Regions from separate parts of the Homo sapiens genome. Here regions 2 and 3 are each linked to region 1. A link is a contact called in ENCODE Hi-C data. All regions are on one chromosome and are shown on one strand. The core of a region is the stretch at or near the end of the contact, and the rest is flanking DNA. Distances in the headings are between cores, read along the strand shown. Region 1 holds the start of ALLC (allantoicase). Region 2 has its middle 29 kb from the start of LINC01247. Region 3 holds the start of TMEM18-DT (TMEM18 divergent transcript).

What was found. Hi-C counts contacts between places; a loop is a spot of excess contacts on that map. Pooled maps may share reads with other maps.
Region 2: a loop to region 1 is called in a pooled map, with 5 times the contacts of the local background. The contact joins the enhancer-like site here to the promoter of ALLC in region 1. A Hi-C loop is called at or near these places in 2 of 37 single-sample maps with no recorded cell type and 2 of 50 pooled maps.
Region 3: a map with no recorded cell type shows a loop between it and region 1 (5-fold over the local background). The contact joins the promoter of TMEM18-DT here to the promoter of ALLC in region 1. A Hi-C loop is called at or near these places in 5 of 37 single-sample maps with no recorded cell type and 9 of 50 pooled maps.

What each region holds. Positions count from the first base shown.
Region 1 is chr2:3,655,947-3,659,637 of GRCh38, reverse strand. ALLC (allantoicase) reads right to left here and starts at 1,438. Exons shown (of 12, transcript NM_018436.4): 1 at 1,344-1,438.
Region 2 is chr2:6,344,123-6,347,784 of GRCh38, reverse strand. No RefSeq gene overlaps it. Among named protein-coding and RNA genes, the nearest start is that of LINC01247, 29 kb to the left of the region's middle. RefSeq lists enhancers at 1,536-1,585, 2,066-2,115. Within about 2 kb of position 2,109, at least 2 of the 41 ENCODE cell types and tissues checked have a DNase peak (open chromatin) inside an H3K27ac peak, as active enhancers do.
Region 3 is chr2:675,139-678,621 of GRCh38, reverse strand. TMEM18-DT (TMEM18 divergent transcript) reads right to left here and starts at 1,250. Exons shown (of 3, transcript NR_183417.1): 1 at 1,149-1,250. It overlaps TMEM18 (transmembrane protein 18), which reads left to right and starts at 1,216. Exons shown (of 5, transcript NM_152834.4): 1 at 1,216-1,333; 2 at 2,992-3,112. The coding sequence starts at 1,277. RefSeq lists enhancers at 1,074-1,143, 1,174-1,273, 1,176-1,941 and a silencer at 1,434-1,683.

The DNA of each region.
Region 1 (3,691 bases), core at 189-2,688:
CTAGGCAAGAAAGGAAGGAGCCACGCGACCTCGGCTGAGGCCACCAGCTCAGCAGCTCACAGTGCTCAGACAGCCTGTGGCAGCTGCTTCTAAGCTCATTGCTGCAACCCCTCCCACTGCCTGCTCAAGGGAGCTCTTAAATACATTTTCTGCTGTGGCTGAGACCAGACCCAGGGTCAGCTCTGATGTTTGAGGAACATGCTAAAGTTTTACCTGCAAATTTCAACTTAATCACCGCAAATGAGGAGCATTGTCATGGGTTACGGCAAGGCGATGAGGCAATGACTCTCTAAAATAGAGTCATGAAATTTCAGGCAGTCAAGTGGTGCTCACACTATTTTTTCTTTTGAGATTAGCCTTAAAATAAGAAAAGGCATGACCAGGCAAGTCTAGGAAGCACAAGAAAGAGAGACCTCCCTCTGACAAGCAGGGAAGGCTGTGCTGATGGAAGAGTTACTCCCTCGTAAAGAAGAAAACCTTCAGGGGCTTTGTCATCGCTGTCAATAAGTTCCGAAGAAGCCTTTGGCCAAAAGTATGAGATTTATGGTGAAATAATAAAAGTGGTTTGTTCAAATTTGGGACAAAATTAGAGTGACCTTGAGCAGGGACTCTGAGCAGCCCAAGGTCAACTGCACGAGACTCCTGACTACCGGCAACTCTTGGTATATATTTACATTTAGTTCTACTTTGTGACTCTTGTTTTGAATATAGGTTTACTTCACCATGGCCTTAGTTGTTTAGGTTTTTTTTTTTTTTTTTTTGAGACAGGGTCTCACTCTGTCATCCAGGCTGGAGTACAGTGGCATGATCTTGGCTCATTGCAACCTCCACCCCAATCCCATCCCGGGCTCAAGCAATTCTCCCATGTCAGCCTCCCAAGTAGCTGGGACCACAGGCACGCACCACCATGCCTGGCTATTTTTTTGATTTTTGGTAGAAATGGGGTCTTGCCATGTTGTTCAGGCTGGTCTCAAACTCCTCAACTCAAGCAATCCACCCACCTCGGCCTCCCAAAGTACAGGGATTACAGGCATGAGCCACCATGCCCAGCCTCTTTAGATTTTTTTTTAAGAAGGCCAAAGTCACATGATTTGAAACCAAACAGAGCAGTGACCAGAGCCCAGAAGCCTGACCCACCTGTGGGGCCCCTCCAGGTGTTTGGGCCACGCCCGGTACCAACACAGTTCAACGGCACAAAGTGGTGTCTGTCACCATCTACCCTCTGTCACCTTCCAAGTGTCGAGGGTTCGTTGCATGACTGAAATTCATCTCTGTCACCCTATTCTTTTGGCAAAGCCCACCTTAAAGATAGCAAGGTATTTATAAACCACACTCCAGCTCACCCAGCAGTCAGAAATCAAGTATTCATAAATGGATCTCTTGCTCCCCAGAAGCCAGCCAAGGTCCCACGGTGCTTGAGTGCCAGCTCAGAGAGAATGTATAGGGGCCTGAGGTAGAGACAGAACTTTGCAGAGATTGGCTGTGCCTGTATGATGTCACAAGGGTTGCAGAGAGGTGGAAGTAACAGGGGGAGCAGCCCCTCCCCGGAGAAGCCAAGCAGGCCTCTGCAAGACCCTCGCACAAGGCCCGAAGCCAGACATGGTCCCTGCTGGTCCCAGGGCCCTTCCCTGTCCCTAACAAAGCTGCCTCCGGCCACTGGCCTGGGCCTGAAACCCCCACCTTCCTGGTCCGGCCAGTAACCTGACTTAAAGTTTTATCTCTAGACGTCACCTATTCACTAATCATCATTAACTCAGAAAACACTGAGCACACCCAGCAGTGGGTCCTGACCTACTAGAGAAGACAGGGGCCCTTGGGAGGGTTTGGCTAGAGCCCCTCAGCCCCAGAAAAAGTAAATACACACAAAATTTTCATGGAATTTAAAGAAGCCCACAGATGCTTAAGAAAGGGCACCTTGCCAAGTGGATGCTAGGCCTGTGGCATACAAAACAACACGTGCCGCCTGCCTTCAAAGGCCCCACTGTCTGCAGAAGAACTTTCCATGCAGAAAGAAACAGCTGAGCCCGGCTTCGACATGCAGTAACAGACGTTGCCTTGCTTCACCACAGCCACCCTGCGGGGCAAGCTATCCACTCTGCAGATGAATCAGCTGGGGCCTTGAAGGCAGGAAAGCCACCCGAGGTCACCTGCGCAGGGAGGGACTGAGCTGGAACCAGAACCCAGCACAGCAGATGGCGCGCACAGGGGCCCTTGGGGCTCCAGAAAGACAACCTGCGTCCCAGGGAGATCCATCACCCACACGCTCCTTTTTCCTTCCTGGGTTTTCTTTCCCCAGGGCCTGACCGGCCTTCTCCTCCTGAACTCCAGCTTTCCCAGAGGAAAGCAAAGCCATTTGAAAGGCCGGCTCAAGGCCACCTCCAACTGAGAACCCCACCCCCAACCCCAGCCCGTCTCTCAGCCCCGCCACCCAGCCGTAGTTAGGATGCGTCCAGCGCCTGTTGTCTGATCTCAGCTCGCCCGGCCTTTGAGTCCATGTTTACACATCTGTCTGCCCATCCAGATGAAATTCTTTAAGAACGAAACCACATCCTATGCTGCCTTCCATAGCTGACTGTATTTTAATGAATTAATGCACGTGGCTTCGTCCCTGGCAGTTCTTGTCAGCCGTGACTTCCCCGCCACAGCAGTGCAGTGCCCCCGCTCGCCGCCTCGGATCAGTCACAAAGCTCACGGTGCGGAGAACAGAAGGGCCTATTTTTATCCTCGTGGTTTCGCTAAGCCTAGGCTGTGGCACCGATAAAGCCATGGAAGAAGGCACCCTGACCCCTGCCCTCCACACCCTGACCTCTGCCCTCCACACCCTGACCCCTGCCCTCCACACCCTGACCTCTGCCCTCCACACCGAGCTGGCTCCTACAATCTAATGTGCTTCCAAATCACCTACGAGCTGGTTAAAGTGCAGATTCTGACGCTGCAGATTTGAGATACGGCCTGAGGCTTGAGATTTCTCCAAGCTCCAGGGCGATGCTGGGGCTGCTGGGCCATGGCCAGAGGTTGAGCACAGGGCTCTGCCAGCTAGCTGCCCCATCCGACGTGGCAGCCACTAGCTATGCTAAATTCAATACTTCTCTAACGCTAAAATCAACTTAATTTAGTGAAGTTAAAAGTTTGGATGCTCTGTCTTATGAGGTAAGTTTCTAGTGCCCAACAGCCACATGCGGCAGAGGCGACAGGCTGGGCTGCACAGCTACAGAACTTTCCATCGTGGCACAGCAGACGTCCTGTGGACCCATCTGTGGGGCGGGAGGAGAACAAGAGCTGGCAGAGAGGTGGTCCCAGAGCAGTGGCCTGAGCCAGACGTGAGGCTGTTCTCGGAGCTCCGTAGGGGCTTCAACCCTCCTGCCTTGGTCCTGCCAAGACATGAGGATTCTCATGGAAAGGGCTGGAGCACCCTCAGAATAATGCCGCCATCCCCGGCCTCCCTGGGCTCCCAGGAGGCAAGGAGATCAGCCTGCGATGATGGAGGTGCTGGCTGCCTGGACGGGCTCCTCCCGACCCCTGCGCAGCCCCTGGCTGAAGTGGGTGTCCCGCTCACTAGGTGGGGACCTGATGTTGAGGAAATGTCCACTCTTCAGGCACAACAACCTCCCACCTCTTCCTCCCCCCGCCCCATTCCACTGGGAGCTCGCTGGCTCTGCTGACAGCAGGCTACCCACATCCCCCACCGGAG
Region 2 (3,662 bases), core at 860-3,359, 2.7 Mb before region 1:
GAAGATACCTGTTAAATATATCTTAGTAAACAGAATTCAAAATTGGATCTAATAATCTGAGGCAATATGTGTAGCTAAAATAAATGGAACTATCATTGCTATCATTTTTATGTAATTCTTCTAGTGATGCTAGTAATACTACCAATGTATATATGGCTACTTTTAAAGTCATATAATTCAGTTAAATCAAAATGATTTTGATTTCAATAAAACCCTTGCTTTTTAAGGCTAGATTGTCACTATCTTATTCTTGCATTTGTTTACGGGAGACCTAAATACTATAGATAGATAGATAGATAGATAGATAGATAGATAGATAGATAGATAGACAGATAGATAGATAGATAGACAGATAGATAGATAGACAGATAGATAGTGATAGACAGACAGACAGACAGACATAGAGAATATTTGGATGGATATTTATTTTGCAATACGCACTTGACATGTGTGATCTAATTCTCACAACCACTTTGTAAGGTAAAGGCGATTCTTATTCTCATTACACAAATGACGAAATTGAGGCTTAGGAAGATAAGTGTACAAGAGTAGGTGATAGGGCCTGGATTTTGTTCTTAAGAAAATTTCCCCTGAATCCTGGGCCTCTACTCACTTCTTCACAGTCATCACTCTGCCTGATGAGGTATTCTTGGAGTTGTGTATGTTTGCCTTTCACCTGCTGTTTCATAAATGTCATGCCACCAGGAAAATGGCTAGTTGAATCAGATATACTTGAGAATACTTGCAGAGGTCTATACATGTGTTCTGTTGGAAAAACTGGACTAGTGGGGTAAGAATGGGGGTTCCTCCTTCCACCTCCAGGTAATTCAGAGGGTTCTCTGCCAATAACTTTTTCCTAACTGAATCTATTGTAACTCAGAATATTTTTTTTTTCTAAGAGTAAAGTTTTGGGCCAAGTCCTACTTTTTGGTGGGAATATCTGTGGACAAGTGGAATCTTGAGTCTTCTCTTAAAACTAATTACTTGGCTATTGTCCTTTCTACACAAATGCAGGGAGAGCCCTGTGCTACTGTTACAATGATGTCTCCTTATTGGGCTGAAAGCACTGTATGAACCATCTTGTCAAAAGTGCTAATGAGTGTATATTTATATTTTCAGGAGAGTATCAAGGGTTCTTTCTTCCCTTGATCTTTTGCACAGAATTAAATAAAACACACCTGGGAAACATACTTATAGAACAAGGTTGAATTTTCTCTATTTAAAAATTGATTTGAGAAAGAAAAGCATTTAAGAAGGAAAGAAAAATAAAATCAAGGAGTTGATTTGAATTAGAATAAAGAATATTGTCCTGAACGTCAGATCACATGTGCTTGATGATCAGCTCACCTCTGCCCTTTTAAAGGCTTTGTTTCTAGGATATCAAGATGCATCAGACGCCATGTCAAAGGCTCCCAGAATTTGAGACTTACATCTCAAAGGCTGTCACATCCCCTGTCCTGCAGATTTCTTATAGAGAACAATACCTGCCTTATAAGACTGGTTCTGGTAAGTCCTTTAATTTTTGGTGTCCAATCAGTTACTAGTAGATGCCAAACCTTGAGTTCATGTTTTAGTTACAGACTTCAGCTCATACTTTCTCAATTATAACACTAAGAATCGTCCTTTGGATAATAACGCTTATATCAAACCTAGAGACTACGTAAGCACAACTTTTCTCTTTTACTGTTCTATTCACAGTTAAAATATCTTTGTGTGTGTGTGTGTGTGTGTGAGAGAGAGAGAGAGAGAGAGGTGGGATAGAGAGAGAGGGACAGAATGAGAACAAATCTGGATTTGTCAAGGAAAAAAATGTTCCATGGCAAAGGAACCATGAGTTGACCAATGGGTACCGATATCTACTGTACACAAAGGATCGAAGCCAGTCCTGAGGGCTAGACGGGAGAAAACATCATAGTGACCCTAACCTGTATTTAAATGTATCCCGTAGAAGTTAGCTAGACTGCAGCCAGAGCAATACAGTGAGTAATCACCAAGTCATGTTTCTGAACTCACATGACTCCTCTGAAACATGTGGTGAAGATATTTGAGGCATTATCAAACACCTGCAGATTTTCAGTTCCTCATTTCTTGCTCATGTGATTTATTAACAGTTCTGCTAATGCAGATAGAATGCAGCCTCAAATTACAGCAGAGGAGAGGGTTGAATGCTGTGCAGCCTATGCTATTCAGAGTGCAGAATATCTGCAACCTAGTTGATCATTTTTGAATCATCAGCTCCATCTTTTTGTTAAATTAACAATTTAACAGCTGCTTTCATCAAAGTTCTTTTGTGTCTACCAACACGATACTGTAATTTTTTTTCCTAAATGCAATTTCCAAGATCATTTCTGTCTTTTCAGTCCCAGATTACTGATTTGCATGTTTGATCAATTTGTATACAAATGTTCAAGAATTTATAAACCATCTAGGGAGCATGAAACACCCTCTAGAGCTCTAGAGAATAATTTGATCCATCTCATCATTCACTTACTTAAATTTCTTTTTCATTAAGAACAGGTGATGAATGAAGGCAGTAAAATATGACTGAGCTTAGGTATACTGTTTCCTAAATAGGAAATATTGTAAACCAAAAGATTTTCACAAAATTCTAGTAAGTGGGAATATTGAAAATTGAGTCAGATTTGTCATAGAAAACATATTTTTTTCTTTTTACCTTTTGTGTTAGTCGGCTTGGGTCACCATACCAAAATACTATACAATGGGTGGCTTAAACAACAGAAATTTATTTCTCACACTTCCAGAGGCTGGGAAATTCAAGATCGAGTTGCTAGCCAATTTGTTCTCTGTCAGGGCCTCCTTCTTGTTTTGTAGATGGGCACCTTTTTGTGACATCCTTGGTGCATGCAGGCACACACACACACACACACACACACACAGAGAAAATGTTCAGGTGTTTCTTCCATTGGACCAGAGCCCAGGACCTCATCTAAACCTACTTATTTCCCCAAGGTCCCATCTGCAAACACTGTCGCATCAGGGGTTAGGACTTCAAAGGATACAATTTGTTTGCAACATCTTTTATAACAACTCAGTCTGCAACACTTCTCATATCTCCAACAATATTTAGGCTTTAATTTATTTTAAAATCATATTTCTAAGCTATATGCATAATAGTACAGCCTGAATGTCTTGAGCTCAAAAGAAGACCTTTAGAAAACAATGCACCTAGATTTTCAAGGAAAATCTATGCTACGTTTGTGGCAGAAGCCACTTGAATTGGCTGATACAAGTTTCTTTCTTGGCTACTGGATCTCATTAGAACCAGCTTCTCCAGATTGGAATGACCTCCTTAAGGGCCCTGAGTATCATCTTCTGTGTCTAGTTAAATTGAGGAGGAGGCACAACCTACTACGTAGCCTTTGCAATCAGGAACAATCAGTCCCCCTTGAGCATTCCTCAGAACAGGAACTGTTCAAATCTGCCCTTTCTCTGAGCTTGTGGGTCCAGACAGTGCAGGAATAGCTGGACAGGTTGGAAGAAGAGAAGGCCAGGAAAATTTCCAGAAAAGTCCCTGAGGCATTCATTGGAGCCGAGAGTCAAGCTCAAGCAGCAAGGTACAAAATACTAACATCAAGTCCAAAGGGTAAAAGACTGAGTTAGGATGGGCTAATGGAATAAGAAGTTTTGGGTAAGTGGAAACA
Region 3 (3,483 bases), core at 1-2,500, 3.0 Mb after region 1:
ACCCCGTCTCTACTAAAAATACAAAAAAAATTAGCCAGGTGAGGTGGCGAACACCTGTAATCCCAGCTACTCGGGAGGCTGAGGCAGGAGAATAGCTTGAACCCAGGAGGCGGAGGTTGCAGTGAGCCGAGGTCCCACCATTGTGCTCCAGCCTGGGCGACAGAGCGAGACATCGTCTTAAAAAAAAAAAAAAAAAACCAGGAAAGCCAAGCCCGAGATTTCCCAAACTCAGCAACAACAGTCGTGATGTTTTGAGAGGAAGGTTGAGAAACACAAAAGAGAGGAAGATGCACTATCTACCTAACGGGATGTTCCTGGAGTTGAATACAGGAAGAATAGAGAAAAATATCAATGAAAGAAATGTTTTCCCATAAGAAGAAACCATGACCTTCTACACTGAAATGAGAGAATGCATGTTAAGTAGCATAAGCAGAAATGACCACACTGTGGAAAGATTTTAAGAAAGATCTGGGAGGGGTTAAAGCTATTAAAAAAAAAAAAAAGTCCACCACTAGAACTATTTTTAGAAACATTAAACTAGTTCAAGAGCTAACATATGCAATTAAAGTATATACACTTAATAATTCATGATGTTAAAATAACAGAATGTTTAATTTGAAAATGTCAAAGTTGGGGTATAGATGTTAAAATAAAGGGAAAAAATTCGCTGGAAGAAAATTAACTTTATATTTTTGTATCTGTCGTTGAACAACGAAGTGAAGCGTAAGAACATCTGGTAAATCTCCAAAGTGAAGACAGATAACCCTAAGCTGACCCAGACTAAGAGTGCACTGCCCTTAGGGTCGCGAGAGCAGACACCTTCCCAAGTCCTGCAGGGTCCGAGGAGTGGGCAATGTCCCCGGCTCCTGCAGGGTCTCGGGGCGGACACCGTCCTCATTGATGCTCTGACCCTTCTAGGGAGTCCCAGGTGGGACAGGGCTGGCGTGGCGGTACAGCGCCCTGAGCCTTTGAAACAAACCTCCTAAATTCCACCCGCCTCCGCCTGCTCCTCTGTTAACGAACTAAAGACGCCCTCGGCCTCCTGGCGGAGCGAGCACAAGTCCCACAGCAGCGTAGTAAGTTTTCCGTATTACAGCGACCACCAGGAAATATCGCGATATCTGGACCTAGCAATGCCATGAAATTACCGCGAGAGGAAGCAAGCGCAAGTTTCGTGAGAAGGGCAGATCTCACGAGAGAGGATTTGGCGCCCTCCTCTGTGGATTCTGGCCAGGCCGGGTTCGGCGGTTGCTGTGAGAGCGGGCTTCCCAACACCATGCCGTCCGCCTTCTCTGTCAGCTCTTTCCCCGTCAGCATCCCAGCCGTGCTCACGGTAACTCGCGGCCCGCGTAACCACCAGTTCGGGGGAGGACGGCGGAGAGGCGTAGGGTAGGCCCCACAGAGCACCCGGCCTGTGGCCAAGAAGGCCCCGGCCGTGGGCGGGGCCTTGTGGCGGAGCGCGCGCGCTGGGCAGGGTCCTGAGACCTGTGGGAGTGGCTCGGGGCCGGCGTCGGGGGCGCGCGCTGTGGGCGGGGTCCTGGGCCCTGTGGGAGGGGGCCGGGGCCGGGCGTCGGGGCGCGAGCGCTAGGCGGGGTCCTGGGCCGTTGGGCGGGGAGGGGCGGGGCCGGGCGGGGCCTTGTGGAGGAGCGTGCGCAGTGAGCTGGCTCCGGCGCTCTGTGGCCCGGGCTTGGGCTGGGCTGGCGTCCTGCACCGTGCGGGCGTGGCTGAGTTGTGTGGGCGGAGCGCGAGGGGTAGGGCTTTGTTCGTGTGGGAGGTGCACGCCGGCCAGTCCAGCGTCTTGCGGGCGGGGCTTGGGCCATGTGGGCGGATTCTGGCAGTGCGGCGGGGCGTGCGTGGTGGAGCCTGATCGTGTGGGGTGGCACGGAGGAACGCTGCCCAGTGTGGGCGGGGCGTGCGCCGTGCCGGGTTCGTCTGACAGATCCCAGGGGAGCCCACGCCCCACGTGGCCGCCAAGGGGTGACATGGGCACTCGATGGGGTCTGGGCAGAAAGCCGTGCTCCCCTCACCTCCGTGCCTCTGGTCTTCTGGTGGGTGCATTGATGGGAGTAGATGCGCTTGTGTCCTTATGTCATGGCGCGGCTCTGGAGAAGCCGCTGCGGTCCCCAGCAGAGAGTAGTGACACAGGAGTTCTGGAGGGCTGTGCCGGGCTGCAGCTTGGAGGGCAGGGCGGGGCTGCAGCTTGGAGGGCAGGGCGGGGCTGCAGCTTGGAGGGCAGGGCTTGTCTTCTGCAGGAGGGCGCTCAAGGAGGGGATGGGGAGGGTTGAGGACTGCTGGGATTGGCATCTGAGCATCAGGTGGGGACTGAGCAGCAGTGGATCTGAGCCTGGCTACTTCAGGTCCCTGAGCCAGACACTGTCCCCAGGTACAGCAGGGTCCCGGGGAGTCCAGGAGGCGGCGGAGTGCGGCACTGTCTGGAGAGTTCAGTGTATTGCAGAGAGGTTGGAGAAAATCAAGTCTTGCACGTGGCGATGGCTCAAGATTCCCTGAGGTCTTCAGTGCTGACTAAGGAGTCTGAAATGATGATTCATGTTTTACCTTTGGGGCTGAGCCAAGTGCATCTCTTTGAGCAATCGTCTTAATTTCCTTGTCGTCACCAATTATCATAACCAATTATCATCGTAAAGGATGGTAATTCCTTTAATTATACCCACCTTAAAAACATGATTCTGTTCCACAAACGAAAGGAGCACATCAGAGATGCCTTCAGTTCTGTGTGCTTGAACTTTGAATTCCATGAATTATAGTTGCACTGAGGGGAGAATCCTGTTTCCATCCTCCTGGTTCCTTCTCCCTTTCCTGTCCCCATGTTTCTCTGAGGCCTGGCAATGCTCTCTGGATACTTGGTGAGTAGCCCAGGAGGACTCAGGAGTGAGAGGCCCCTGCCTCCTGCGCTGGGAGAAGGCTGTGGGTGGGCCGTGAACCCGGCCTTGAGTGGCAGGACAGTGAGTGTCTGCTGGTGTGTTCCTACAGCAGACGGACTGGACTGAGCCCTGGCTCATGGGGCTGGCCACCTTCCACGCGCTCTGCGTGCTCCTCACCTGCTTGTCCTCCCGAAGCTACAGACTACAGATCGGGCACTTTCTGTGTCTAGGTGAGTAAAACAACACAAACTCCACAACTCAGATCACTGTGTGAAATGAAACTGTGTATGTTCTGTCTGTGTCTTCGAAATATATACATATTTTTACAAGACCTCCCAACCCTCTGTCATGTGCCTGCTCCCAGGGCACTCCCGTTTTTCACTCTTGGAAGCTATAAAGAAAACTACTTTTTGGATGTTAGAGTTGAGAGGAATCTGTTGAGTTCCTGTTGCCTACCAGGGAGGTGCTGAGCACCAGCTGCACACAGGAGAGTTGGGTTTCCGGAAGTGCTGTCTTTTACACAAGATGCGTCCTTGGTGGCAGCTGTGCTCATGCACTGCTTTGAATGGGAGGAAGATTGCAAACTGGGAAAGAAAAGTTC